Linked DNA regions of Homo sapiens: region 1 is linked to region 2. Evidence: chromatin contacts called from ENCODE Hi-C data. All regions are on one chromosome and are shown on one strand. Each heading gives the region's core, a stretch centred on a gene start or an enhancer-like site at or near the end of the contact. The rest is flanking DNA. Distances are from core to core; before and after follow the strand shown.

Region 1 (4,109 bases), core at 421-2,920, 780 kb before region 2:
TGTATCTTGCCCCATGTTTGTGATTAGGTTTAATTTTTACAATCCTACATGGTGGGGCTTCAGTAATATAATATTTCTGTGGGCAACACATATATTATGAACCACTTATGGGCATAAATAACAAATATTATTTTTGTTATATATAATCAGAAAGCTTGAAAGGGAACAAAGATGCCATCAAGACTGTCTGCCTGTCTCTGTGCAAACGTGACTGTCCTTACAGAAAGCAGTAGACATATGGCTATCTGGACTGTTTTCAAAGGATATGGCCATCCCTCCTTTGAATAAATCATTCCTGCCGTTTAACAACCTTTACAGTTGGGACGTGCCTTCTCATAAAGAACTTGCTTTTAGAATTGACCAGGGTTTCTCCATTTTGCTGGGCAAAACAGACTGCTTTGTATTGTTTGACCACATACTAATGCTTTTGTAGAGAAAGAATTCATTACATGGTGAATGCGGGAGGGTGGTGGCTATTTCTTCGGAGAAGTGCTCTCTTCCCTCCCTCAAACTCCTACAATTTCAGATTGGATTGTCTCAGATCATCTTTTCCTTCCCCTCTGGGTTACAGTGCATCACACTAGATGGCAGTAATACCCCAGTTTGAAGAGTCCATTTTACATCTTCCCTCCCCCATTACAATCTTTTCTTGTCCATAGCAATATGGAATAAAACATGCAAATAAAATCCCTTCATTTTGTACAAGGTTCATTCAGAAAAGCTGATATACAATTAAAGCTGGTAATGAAAAAAATGTGTTAAATGATATAGAAAATTCAGGCATTGTGAGTTTTTTTGTGTGTAGCGGGTACGGGGGCCAGTCTCTGTTTTGTTTCTTTGTTTGTTATGGTTGTTTTTCAGATAGATATAGTTTCATTACAAAAGAAAATTTGTTAGAGCCAAAAGTCTAAGCTTAAGTGGTAAGGTAAAAGTGTATTTCTGAGAAAAGAAAAGAATTCAGTCATGCCATTAGCTTATTCTTTTCTGAAATCCTATGTTTCTTCCAGCAGATTGGCTATGCTTTTATGCAACATTAACCTGGATTTTCTAGACGGAGATGGTCAGATGAAAGCTCACAGCCCTATGTATATTGCCCACTAACAGGGAGTAGAATAACTGGAAGGAAAACAAAACCAACTCAAAAGCTCCTAATACAATGAAGAACCCTTTTCATTGTTTTTGTGTAAACCTGGAGGTTTGCAGATGATTTGGAAGGAGACAAATTTAGCTTCTGTAAAATATTCTTGGACAGCTAATCCAGACTTCCAGAATGCCCTACTGAGAACCATCTAAGAACGAGATGCAAAAATAATGGCTCTATTCTGATTGGCAATCATTCATTTTACATGTAAAGTAGTAAAAACATAAACTGTTTTTATCAAAACAAACTCATCAAACATTTAACTTGATGTTACTGGAATGTTATTATTTTTTTTCCTCTTCCAGTTCACAGCCCTAGGCTTTATATTGAAATTCACAGACACAATGCTCTCATTTTAAAGGAAAGCATGTAATCAACCTTTTAAAGATAACTACACAGAAAACTGAAGCAGCGTCATAAGAAGCAATGTGAATTCATGAGCAAATATGAAGAATGTTGCTCACCCCACATGTGAAAATGCTTAGTGCATTATTTATAGACATTGTTTGACCGGGGAGATCAAGGTCATGTGTGGACTCCTGGGCAATGGGTCAAATCTTAAGAGGCTGCCCTGATAATCCCTGCTGACAGTTTCTTGGATTGTGTTGGTGTACTTAAGTAGATGCATTTTCCAACTTGGAGGGAACAGTGAAGAACTTTAAAAAAAAATTAGTTAGCTATTCATTTATCTGACTTGATCACAACTCATTAATTTTGATCAGAAACAGTGTATACGGTAGGGAGGTTGCTATATTCACATGCTCTTTTCCTAAACTCTCTAAATCATTCCACTAAGAGAAATACACAATTAACCTTTCCCGGTGACAACTGCTCCTTGCCTTCTACCCCTCGCCAATAATGTTTCCATATATTCCAATGTCCAGAGTAAAGCAGACTCAATAATTAGTGTGACTCAGAAGAAAATACTGAAATCTTAGAATGTTTACTGTAGAAATTCTCATGGAAAATTATTTCTAAATGTTTTTAAAACTTATATGTTAAATATTGTAGAATTCCATATCTTTGTCACCCATAGTGGGCCCATTGTTTATGTGTCACCCTTGGGTTCTCCTGTGTTATACAGAAGATGTAGACTGGCTTGCTCAAGTAATCATGGGACATGATATTGAGGTCCTGACCTCTTCTAGCATTACATGGGCAGTGGCATATGGTGGGGAGGTTGGGAGGAGTGGGACACCCCAGTACAGGCAATAAGGAGGTACATTGTCTGTAGATAATTTTAAAATGACAGTAAACCTCACTAAAATAGGTCTGGTTTTTATTATGACCATGCACCAGCCATTCTAACAGTGTCAGTAATAAAACTGTTACCCCTGCCAAGCAGATCCTCCCCACTTCATGTCCCTCCCTTGAGGGCTGCTGAAAGGGGAAGTTCTTGATGCCTTCATCCTAGCTCAGAGGGGCTGTATTTTCTACCTAGGTTTATATGTAATATTAACATAAACAAAACAAAAGCACACAAGTTCTCTCATCTTGCCTTTTATAATATTTCCCAACTTAGTCTCTATCTTTTCTTCAATTTTAATTTGGAGATTTCTTAAAGTATTCTTGTGAGCACTGAGGATTTTATGGCAATTACCATGTACTATGAACACTGAACACTTCTAGATTGACCTCAGTTTTATTGACATCAATTCCTTTGGCTCTTTCTTTACATCCAGGATCAGTAGATCAGAAATGATTGAAAATAACAGAATCCTTCATATTCACAAAATACTGTAAAAGCAAAACCTGCAGGAAGAGATGTCCCTATTTAATAAGAATGGAATTGGAGATAATAGAAGATGGCAAAAAGGCCTTCTGTGGAGGGCAACGGACACAAACTTATCACCAAAGTCAGTATGAATCGGGTAGCCCCTAAACAGGCAGCTCAGGACATTGGTTAGACACCTCTGCATGAAAGTATTTTTAGGACAATTAAATCTGTCAATGATTGAATTTATAAAAAAAAAAATTTATGAATGGAAAGCAGTGCTGTCATCATTTATACAGCCCAAAGAGGTGCATAAACAGGATCCAGAATCAAAAGCATAGATTCTGAAGTCATGCAAAATAAGATTTTAGTCCTGACCCCAGCACTTACTACACATATGACATTGCTTAAGCTATTATTTCAGACTTGAGTTCTCATCTGATTAACTGGTATAAAGATAGTATAACAATAGCATTTAATGGGGTTGCCATGAGGTTTACATGATACTATATAGATAAAATGCTTACCTCAGTTCTTGGCACAGAGAAAACTTTCAGTGCTTCTTAGCTGCTTGATTCCATATGGAGCTCCACACGCACACTGAGTTTTCTCTGGCCTAGGCTAGCCACCAAGTAAGTCAATAGTGGGTTTACAAGCCTCAAGCAAATAATCACTCAGGCTTCTCCTCTTAGCTTTCCATCTTTACTCACTTTCTCACACTTTAATCCCAATTACTTGGTTAATTAGATAGTGTCCCATGCCCTCTTGCCTGTGTATATATAACAATATTATACTCCTAGCATGGGTGGTAAATTGTTTCCAGAGAAAAAAGGCAGAATCAGGGTGAACTACAGTCAGAGAATTTTCCATGGGATGGGAGAAGCTGGAGGTCACCTTCAAAGAATAGACTGGGTATGAGGAAAGGGAGCAGGAAGACCCGTCTCCTCAGGGCTGGGGGAAGGTCACCAGCACAGGAACATGGAGATGGGTCTTGAACAATTTGAAATTAGGTTGGTGAGGTGGGCAAGGCTGCATGGAGAGACCTGTGAATGCTGAACAGAACTCTATTGACAACGGAGGACACCACCTGGGATTCCAGATTCAGAGCTGGGGTTGAGTTGTGGGGTGAGTGCTTGGGCTGAGATTGGAACTAGGAGTTCTAGTTAGGGTTGGAAACTGAAGCTGGGCTTGGGAGAATGGGGGTTTTCATGTTTCAAAGCAAAAGTACCTGTATGGATGCATACGTTTCAGAGA
Region 2 (3,940 bases), core at 280-2,779:
GGGAGTGTGAAGTTCTATTTCCTCACATTTGGATTTTAATCAAATCACTAATTCAAGCCAGGCCACTGAAACACCTACCAATTTTAAGAAATTCAAATTACTCTCATTTTATGATGGATTAAAACTTCAATCACCTTGAAGGACATCACCGAACCAGTTAATTTATATATTTGAGGATAGAGAGTACAAATGGATCATCTCAAAATGAAAAATATTATATGGCAATTGGTCCCCACAACCCACAGGCATGCACACATGCAAGACACAGATTTGATCTCTCCTTAAACAAGTCATTGTTTAAGCCTTGGATAAAGACTAAGATTTTTCATATCACTGGTGAGGGCCCTGACCATCATTCTAGCCTCATTCCCGGCCCTGTCTCTCCAATACATTGTGCTGCTGCAATGCCAGCTGATTTAGGTTCCCAAATACTTAATGCTGTGTTATCCACGAGCGTTTGTATGCACCATTTTCTTTTAATGGGAACAATTTCTTCTTCAACTTGTTATCTCCTGCATCCTTTCCTTCAAACCTCATTTGAAATATCAACTCATCCAGGAAGACTTGTCTGATGCTAACAGCTCATTTAGATGCCCTTGTCAGGGTGTTCACAGGGTAATCACTGGTTTGGTGGGTCTCTATGATGGGGTTATAAGCTATTGAAGAATAGAGAGCTGTGTTATTAATCTTCAATTCCCAGGACTTGCCATATACCTGATGTATAGCTGGATGTCACTAATTCAAGCAAGTTGAAAAAAGGGATGAGCCAGCAGAAATAAAAAGAAGGAGAGGAAAGACAGACAAAATGAAAAGCAATGACTGTTCTATAACTGCCGTATACCACTCTATGTCAAAAACTACTCTATACTTGTACTAATCTGCCTTTTAAAATGTTTTTAAACACTCTTACATATATTGCCCACACAGTACACTGGACATCTCCTTGAGCTTGATATGAGGAACCTGCAGTTTAAAGAGATTTTAAAGATTTACCTAAATGCAAACGGGGAGTTAAATACAGGATTGGAACTAGGCCTTATCACACCTCATTACAGCTTCCTTCTGACATGTTGCAGTGTTACAGTGTGCTGTGTGCTTCAGAGCAGACGTGCACCAGGAAGGGGAAGGGGTAGCAGGAAAGTGTGTCCCCAGGACATGTCTTCGGCCACAATACTTTCATCTAATAAATACAGAGGGAAAATATCTCTTCTTACTTTGAGTACATTTAACCTCAGAACAAAACTAGATGACCTGGCAAAATGAGTTGGGAGATCAATTTTCAGGAAAACAGGCAGAGATGTACAAGCCTTGGTGGTGGTAACCAGGATTCCATGTAGCATTTTCAAATAGAGCAGTACTGAGTGAGAGCTATCCTGAACTTGTGGAATTCCCTGTGGAATGCACAAGATGCAAAAATAGGCAATCAGAATAGGTTTAACTTTATCAGCAAAGAATGAGTTCAGGCATGGAACAAAAATCCGGGCCAGATCACTTGGCTGCTGTCACAGAGAGACCATGTAAACTCAGGTCATTGCTGAAAAGATGTGGTTTGAAGTCCTTCCAAGGTGCTGGCAGATTCTGAAGAGCCATATCCACAGAGATACCGATAGAGAGGACTGTGAGATCACCCAGTGCAGAGTGCAAGTATTTTCGATTATTCTTTGAGGATAAGGCCCAAACTCCCAGCTCCCTTTCACAGAGTACCTGAGCTCAGCAGCCCAGTGGACATGTGTTTCTCTCTGCAAGAAATACTTGGGAATAGGAATTCTCTTCTCCTTTAGGAACAGTGGATTTCTTCCCTTATATACTTGAAACAAAAAAACAAACAAACAAACAAACAAAAACCCTCTGCTTCCCACCCATTTTGGAGGAAAGACTCCAGTAGGATACTGGGTCACCTAACACAGAGGAAGCTATCCCAACCGGAAGAGCATTGTGCAATATGCACAAAGTCCTTCAATAGACATTGGATGTCAGCACAAGCCTTAATTGAAACCAAGTCCATGTTCACTCCCTAATGACCACAAGAAGGAAGGAACTCAGAGGGTTCCTCTGCTCACTAACTGCCTATGTGATATTGGCCACCTTGTTTCATTCCCCTGTGCCTCTAAAATCTCACCCTTCAACCCAGCATGACATCCTATAGCAATACAGTGCTGAGACTACAATGCTGTGAATAATTTTGAGGTATTTACCTACAGATCATTCAGAGAAGGAATGGAGGGAAGAAGTGAATACAGGCAGACGTGAAAAACAACCAGAAGCTCTCAAGGGGCCACAGATACGTCCTGGGAGGTTTCTTCTTATCAGAAAAAAAAAAAGAAAGTAGAATTTTTCTGCTATTGCTGTGTATGAGTGCATAAACATTTTGTTACCTGACCATAAACCTACCTTGAAATGTGATCAGTGTCAATTCCACCCAAGGATAGTGTCTCAATGGGCTGTTATATCCAATATTAACATGAATTTAGTATCTTTAGGGACACAGAATTATCGTTCATCAGAATATTAATTAGAAATGTTTGAACCATGTCATGGTTTACTCTTTTATTTTCTAATTGGAATTCATTCCAATAAATCCAAATTGTTTTATCCCTCCACATGGCCACAATACTCGAACAAGTCGGAACAATCCCCCACTTACTTGCTTGTTACCAAGGACCTAATGTTAAATATTGCAAGTGCAGAGTGCCCAGACACAATGCTGTTAGCTATTTAAAGGCTATGTGCTAGATACATCTTGCAAATAAGTGAATAAATAATATATTAATGCCTGGGCCCCTTTTTCACCGGATTTATAAGCACAAAAGTGATATGGAGAACTGACAGTAACTTTAATATATGTAAATATCTCAATTGGATAATCCAGGCACAAAAATACATTGTAGCTTGGTGCTTATTAAGTTTATGTTTTATGCATTTCCATTACAGGAGTTAATATGTTTCTTGGTTTCTATGTTCTCAGATCTCCTAAGATACCCGGTCTTTAAAGTATTATACAAAATATCAGGTATGCATTAATCTATAAAGTTAAAACGTTGTGTTTGTTTATACCAACCACCCCAAAGCAGAGTTCCTTCTCATAATGAGGTGTTTCCTAACAGTGTGATAGAATATTTTTAAATTGGCTTTGACAAGCACATTCTGAGGCTGATTTCTCACAAATGCATGCTGTCTATATCCACACACACTGTGGACCCCACCATGAGCTCTGGGTGGAATGCTCAAAATTTCCTCTCATTTGATCCCAATGACCAATGACCTAAGCTGTGGAAAATGTTCCTTAAGCTTGCTGAGGAGAGTTATTTTTGATTTCTTTGGTTGGCGTGCTCTATTTTCTCACTTAATGGAAAGGGATGAGAAATGAAGCATCTTTGTTTAGCTCTACAATGGACAATTTTCCAGCTACTTTAATGCATTCTGTTTAGAAAGAGAGTCCTGGAAATCATTTCTTCCTGAATTTATAACTTGCTCTGTGTTTTCAGAGTTTTTTATTCAATGCAGATTTAAAATTAAAATGCGTGAGCTCACTTCTTATTTTCCTAAGACAAATATAACGACTTCCATCTTGGTCACTGAATCCTTTATGCAGGCAATCAACCAGAGGTCAGGTTTATGATCATGTGGCAAGTATTTGACTAATGAAAAACATGGACACTTTCTAATCACTTAGGTTTGAAGAGCTTGTGCAATTGTCCCAAGACCTATCAGCTCTAATTTACCTGATTCTGTCTTTCTGCCTCTCTTCTTTGGTAAAGGATGATCTATTTTAGTTATTGCATCACATCTGGAAATTATAGAGGTAATAGTATTAGCATGACTCCTCTCTAAAGGGTTCCAGGTTGAGACGATGTCACTGCATACATTTGGGAGAGAAGGTACTAGGTAGTGGTGTTTTTGTGTAAAAACCTTACATTCTAAAGAATGGTTTATAATTACA

Evidence for each region. A loop is a pair of places that touch in the nucleus more often than their neighbours do. Pooled maps may share reads with other maps.
Region 1: a loop to region 2 is called in a map of Right ventricle myocardium inferior, with 6 times the contacts of the local background. The contact joins two enhancer-like sites. A Hi-C loop is called at or near these places in 2 of 168 maps with a recorded cell type or tissue (IMR-90 and Right ventricle myocardium inferior) and 4 of 50 pooled maps.

The regions. Positions count from the first base shown.
Region 1 is chr6:23,443,075-23,447,183 of GRCh38, reverse strand. All of the region lies in intron 4 of LOC105374976 (a long non-coding RNA gene), which reads left to right. All of the region lies in intron 2 of LOC105374975 (a long non-coding RNA gene), which reads right to left. Among named protein-coding and RNA genes, the nearest start is that of NRSN1, 680 kb to the left of the region's middle. Within about 2 kb of position 1,670, at least 2 of the 41 ENCODE cell types and tissues checked have a DNase peak (open chromatin) inside an H3K27ac peak, as active enhancers do.
Region 2 is chr6:22,666,065-22,670,004 of GRCh38, reverse strand. It overlaps LINC03005 (long intergenic non-protein coding RNA 3005), which reads left to right. Exons shown (of 3, transcript NR_134614.1): 2 at 2,966-3,010. The region is part of intron 3 of LOC102724736 (a long non-coding RNA gene); the gene reads right to left. Among named protein-coding and RNA genes, the nearest start is that of LINC03005, 50 kb to the left of the region's middle. Within about 2 kb of position 1,529, at least 2 of the 41 ENCODE cell types and tissues checked have a DNase peak (open chromatin) inside an H3K27ac peak, as active enhancers do.